2 separate regions of the Mus musculus genome follow, and region 1 is linked to region 2. The links are chromatin loops, found by intact Hi-C in ENCODE. Cell type or tissue: left cerebral cortex. All regions are shown on one strand. Each heading gives the region's core, and the rest is flanking DNA. Links, peaks and the distances in the headings are about the cores only. Region 1 holds the start of Rexo2 (RNA exonuclease 2). Region 2 overlaps Gm51672 (a long non-coding RNA gene).

Region 1 (2,911 bases), core at 202-2,701, 210 kb after region 2:
AAGGTAGGACATAGAGATGGGAAACTCTGTCGGGGGACACCAAGCTTGATGAGGACCCAGCTGGCTGGATACTGGTGGGAACACTTGAGACTGCCTGTGTTTAGAGAGTAGTTTAACCAGCTTCCCCAATACCTAGCCAAATGCTCTTGAGCAAGTCCCCCAAATCTCTTGTAACCCAATATCTTCCGGTGGACAATGAACATCATTAACAGAGCCTATCTTATCATCATGAGGACTAAGAATACACGTGTAAACCCTGCAGAACTGTTGTAGCCTTGGGGGAGGGGGAGTTCTGTCAATTTCAACTGAAAACTTAATCCGGTTATGAAGTGGATTATGTTGGTTCCAATACCAACTCTAACATATTATATTACATTGTCCTAGTAATATAGCACTGGGCCTTAATCTACACAGACCTCAATCTGCTACGTTTTTCAGTGAGATCAGATGAAGGCACCTTTAGATCCCCAATGCCCTTTAAGTGGTATGAATGTATTTACACGGCATCACCTACTTCAGCCAAAATGTTAAGATCAGAGTCAGTTATCAGGCAGGCCATCTCAATAATCTGATCCTTCTCAATATCCAATCCTGTCATCTGTAAAACATAAATAAACAAGCATATAACAAACACATGAAACCACCTTTTGTTTTGTTTTGTTTTTGTTTTATTTTTTTGAGACAGGGTTTCTCTGTGTAGCCCTGGCTGTCCTGGAACTCACTCTGTAGACCAGGCTGGCCTCGAACTCAGAAATCCACCTGCCTCTGCCTCCCAAGTGCTAGGATTAAAGGCGTGCTGCCCAAGTTTACTTGACAGAGATTCCTTTGTGTGGACCCAGCTCACATTCTATGACCAGTAATGGTCTGGGCAGTACTCAGGGTATTAAGTTCTGAGTGCTCAGAGACTGCTAAAGGCACTTCCTGCGGGCGGGCCAGCTACTGTCAAACACATTTGTCCTGGGAACAGACTCAAAATAAGCAGGATGAAAACTTGACTACAGAAAAGTGAGCTCACGAACGTTACCTCTCGGAGGTTTACAATGGTTTCCGAAGTTTTCCCAACAACAACAACAACAAAAAAAGTTAACAAATGAACTCAGTTCGTAAGCAGAAAACTGGAGTTCAAGAGAGGCCTAGGTATGAATGCGTTAAAACTAAAATGGGTAACCTGAATCTTCCAATGGGGCCTCAATTTTCTCTTTTATGGAATGAGGGGTAAGGCTGAGTCATCTCCTGAGTCCTAGCTTAAGCAACCTAGTCTTTTAAGGCTAGGAGGTGGGGACGGAGCAGGGCTCAGAGTCGCTGCCCCAACTCTCACCCACGATCCTCAGAGTCACTAACGCGTAACACAAATTCACTTCTGGGTGGAGGTCGAGGCTAGGGAGAGGGGAGACACATGGACGGCTCCACCCAGATGGAAAGAAACCCCACAGTCCAGGGACAGTCCCAGACCCCGCAAAAACTCTTGACTCGGGGCTCCTGGGGCCGTGCTCACCTGTCGCACCTGACACCCAGATCCCTGCTGCTTCCCGGGACAGGGGAGTCCCTCGGTCCCACGCGCGAATCTGCGCTCGCCTCCCCGCACCCTCCTCGCCCCGGCCGCACTCTCACCTCCAGGTCCACCCAGACCATTCGCTGAGCCATGCTCTCCCCTGCCGCCATGGCTGCGCTACCTTCGCTGACACCTCGCGCCCCGAACTGCCCGCGCCTGCCACCCACGCCCCGCAACAGCCTGGCGCCCAGGGATACGCCTAGCATCACCCGGCACGAGCCGCCACGGCCCCAGCCCCGCCGGCCCAGCGCGCGCAGGCGCCACAGTCGCTAAACGTCGCAAACCCACGGGGAGGTGCCGGGAGAAGACTACAAGCCCCGGCATGCGAGGCGTCGGCTCGCCCTCCACAGCTACTCTCGGCTGCCGAAAGGGCTGATGGGAGTAGGAGTCCTTGGTCCAGCCTCCTGCTCCCCTCCCCCGCCACGTGTTTTCGGATGTTAAGGGACTTGCTAGTATTTCACCGCTAAAGTTTGTCTGTTTCCAGGAGATATCATTCCTGAGTTTTTATTAGTTCTAAGCTGCGAAGTTGAAGAGGCTTTACTTTGAAAAATATGGTTATATGTTTAAGAATTGTTTTAAATCTACCTTTTCCTTACTGCTACCTCCCTCAGTTTTTCTTTTTTTTTTTTTTTTTACCTGCCCCTCCCTTCCGCGTATTGAGTATATTTCTTATTTACTTGGAATCCGAGTGACGTGCTCTTTTGAGCTACAAGGCCAATTCCGCCATCACCGTTTAGGAGTCCTTAAATGGTCTCTTTTCTGAAAGATGACTTCGCACATATCAGGTGTTCCATAAATGTTCCTTTCCCATTATTGGCAGAAGCCTTGTCTCGTTTTCTAGGATGCCAGGACGTGTAGGCTGTGTTTCGGTTGTTAGATCGTATACTATTCTACCTTTTGCAGCCCACTAAAGAGAGTTGGAATAGCTCTGCCTGCTCTGTCCTGCGCTCTGCCTTTGCCGATCGCTCTGGTTTTAATAGACGGGTCCTTAATCTCCCACAATAGATACGGTTTTCATCACCTACGCTCGAAGGGGCCTCTGCGGAGATCTTATATTTTAGCTCAGTAGCAAACGCCTCTGCAAAGGGCAATTTTGTCACAAACGTGCTCAGTCTTGAATCACATACTCTGTGTCTTTTTCTGAAAGCTGTGTTGCCAGTAATTACAGAGCTTGTGGTTGGTGGCATAGTTATTCCTACCCGGTGAGCTGGTTTTGTGAGACAAACATTGTTGCCTAATCAAAGCTTTAAGGATGCTGCAACCTACAAGTGGATTTCAGCTACTCCACCGGTGACCTGCCAAGCTTGGCCAGAGAAACGGAAAAAATCATGGAAACGGGTGTCAAATTACATGTTCAAT
Region 2 (2,911 bases), core at 144-2,643:
AGAAAAGGAGAGGGAAGAAGGAAGGGGAGGAGACAGAGAAAAGAGAGCAATTGATGTTAATTGATTAACTGGGAAGAAGTCGTATCCTTATTCTTTAAGAACCCAGATTTGCAATGTGGAGAAAGAGAATGAGCAAGTGGAACGTGACTGCTTGCTTCAAGAACACAGCCCTATACCTGAGAGGAATGATAAGCCTTTCAGTAAAGAAGGAAGAGGAAAGACAAAGAACAGAGCATAACATCAAAGGAAAGTGGCAGTGTTCAGATAACGAGTGGCCAAAAAAGGAAAAAGAGAAATTGGAAGTAGAACTTGGCAATGTAAAAATTAATACTAATTAGACTCTTTGTCCCCTCCCCCAAACATTTAATTAGCATGCATTAAGTAATCAATCATTAAATCTATGTGAAATTAATTTGTTCTGAGATCTTTACACATATATGCTCAATTTGCAAGTGGCATGGTGAACTCCTCCCAATTTTAATTAATTAGAGCTGGCATTGGAGATGGAATATTTATTTATGGACCAGGTGCAATTAAGGAAGAAGGGCTATGCTCACCGAGAGAATGCCAAGAATACTGCAGCGTGTGAGTGCGGCTGACACTTAGAATCCCAGAGCAGTTTAAACCCCAAGAGTCACTTCCTTCAGACTATCACAGAGGATCTAGGATAGCCGAAATCTGAAGCTATGTGCTTTTCTCAATTTTTTGAAAAGCTAACAGAGATGCTAGATTTTGTCTTGATAAGACTGCACTGGCTAGATAAACTATCGGACTGTTGCTCTGCCTTTGGCTGGGATTATGTTCATTCTTTATGATAATGTTGGTTATCTTCTCCTGACCAGATGCCCCAATTATCAGTCAGCTCTGTCTTTCATGAAAAGCAGGAAATAATTTTATTTTAATCATCGAGTTTATTTGGTCTAAGAGATTTCTCTGGAAACAAAGGGAAAGGGCGGGGCACTAAGGGAATTGATAATGGAAAGCCTTAAAAAGAAAAGATAGAAAAGCCCTGTTCTTGCCCCAACCCTAACAAAGAGGAAGATTGCCCAAGTGATTGTGCCAAGTTCACACCATGACTTATTAAAAGTAATTAACAGCAGTCTTTCTGGTTCATCAAAGGTTACTTGAGGAATAAATTTCGTAAGTTAAAAAGTGGAAGATCCCTGGAGACACTAAGTCTCAAGCAAGAAAGTCACTCAGAGGCTGATGTGTACTATCCAGGGAGGGTGGTGGTGGCTGGTGTCTCTCCGGGATGGATGGAGAGATCCATCGGAGGCACACCGTCACCAAGTCTCGGTGTCTGAGGGGTCCTGGCTTGCTCACCCCTATGGTAGGAAAGAAGGGATGATCAGAAATGACCTTTAGGTTTTTGAGTGGCAATTGAAAGGTGCTGTTTGCTGAGGAAGAGAGCCAGAGAGGAGAAACAATGTCGACGCAAATATTATAAAAATCGCCTCAGGAGACCTTGGAAGTCAGAGATTCTAAGATTTACTCCTGTCCCAAGGGTCTCCGGGATGTTTGTAAAGCCAAGGACAGAAAAGGACAAGGGAGTTCGCCCAGCTGGGTACCAGGCTTTGTGCCTGCGGTGGGAGATCTCTGCCCAAGGCAGACGCCAGGGGTCAGTGCAGGCCCAGCATCCCCAACTGGAGCGCCGCCGAGGTCTCCCGCCTTCAGAGCGTGTTCATTACGGAAAGAATTTAAGAGAACTCTAAACGGCAGATTCGTTTATGATAGCGGCATTTACAGGCAGTTGTAATTATAGTGTATGGAAAACAATTATTCCCTCCTAAAATTGCTCTTTTAATTTTCTCTTATTTGTCCCACAGTGAATGTTAAATAAGCCTCATTGCTTTGCAGACTGCATGGGATATGTGCACAGAGAGAAGCTCCAAAGAATCTGTTACGAACCACACACCACGCTAACCTGCCCAGGCGCGCTCACACACGTGCACACGCGTCCCTTGTACACTTGACTGGCAAGCTCTGCCGAGCACACTGGTCCAGCCTGAGGCTTCCCACCACAGTCCCATTCCATGAGCAGCTCAGGGACGTCACGTGGAAAGCTCCTCTCCACCCATTAGAACATCCACTGGGCGGTCCTCAGGAGCCACTGCTCTCTGAACCGTTCTTCTCCCTCCAGCGTCCCCGGACATGCCTGGTAGCTCCAAACTGTATTGCACCGTGTTCCTGGGTCAGACATTATTGCTCAACAAACTTTCATCAACTCCGTTGTTTACGATCCTTAGCGGCAAAGTCCTTTGTACTTACCAGTCTCCAAAGTTTGGCCAGTGAGAAAACAGTTCCTGGCTGTATATCCTGGCTATAGCTCAGGATAGTGCTTTCCCGGGGACAATCGCAAATTGAATACCTTCCCCAAAAATGCTAGTTTGCAAAGTGCGGTGTTTTCATATTCCAACCCCTACCAAAGAAAGTGGAAAAGTCAGGTTCCAGAGCTGAATGTGTCTTTTGGAGACTTCTGCTACATTCAAGCGCCTTGGCCAAAATGTGCTGCATTTCAAAGCGTCTTGGGACTTTAGAGAGGTTTCAAAGACAAGGGGCTCAGCAGAGGTCTCCAACTGTCCTTGATGAGAGAATAGACGTCTTTAGACTCAGACTGTGGGGCAGATGGCTGGGGATGGGAGACAAAACACATCTTCTCAGTCAAAGACCAACGACCTTTAATAAAAGAATTAGGCGGTGACATTACATAGGTTCTCGGGCCATCTTGGAGTGATTAATGTTGGTGGATGGAGGCCAAGCTCTATTAGGAAAGGATGTGGAAGGCAGCCTCCTTGATTAAAAAGTTTGCGTTGGAGAGGGGACTGTTTGCAGTTTTAGAGAAGTGTTACTTTTAATTGGTTGTCTTGGCCTGGAAATGGTCTTGATTGTTATAAAGCTCTCTCTGTTCACA

What was found. Hi-C counts contacts between places; a loop is a spot of excess contacts. Peaks named below come from ENCODE experiments on the same cell type or tissue, not always from the same donor. Only the 100,000 strongest peaks of a DNase experiment are listed, where the experiment ranks them.
Region 1: it touches region 2 in a loop (2.5-fold over the local background); 2 of 42 quality-filtered maps call a loop at or near these places.

The regions. Positions count from the first base shown.
Region 1 is chr9:48,478,796-48,481,706 of GRCm38, forward strand. Rexo2 (RNA exonuclease 2) reads right to left here and starts at 1,816. Exons shown (of 7, transcript NM_024233.4): 1 at 1,612-1,816; 2 at 515-598. The coding sequence starts at 1,758. In left cerebral cortex, for the core only: no CTCF peak of the experiment used is centred there; DNase peaks (open chromatin) are centred at 1,294, 1,885 and 2,540; H3K4me3 peaks cover 1,859 bases; H3K27ac peaks cover 508 bases.
Region 2 is chr9:48,265,211-48,268,121 of GRCm38, forward strand. Gm51672 (a long non-coding RNA gene) reads right to left here. Exons shown (of 4, transcript XR_003948154.1): 4 at 1-2,911. It also overlaps a transcript of Nxpe4 not described here. Among named protein-coding and RNA genes, the nearest start is that of Gm51672, 17 kb to the right of the region's middle. In left cerebral cortex, for the core only: a CTCF peak has its summit at 1,617; DNase peaks (open chromatin) are centred at 1,640 and 1,988; H3K4me3 peaks cover 1,087 bases.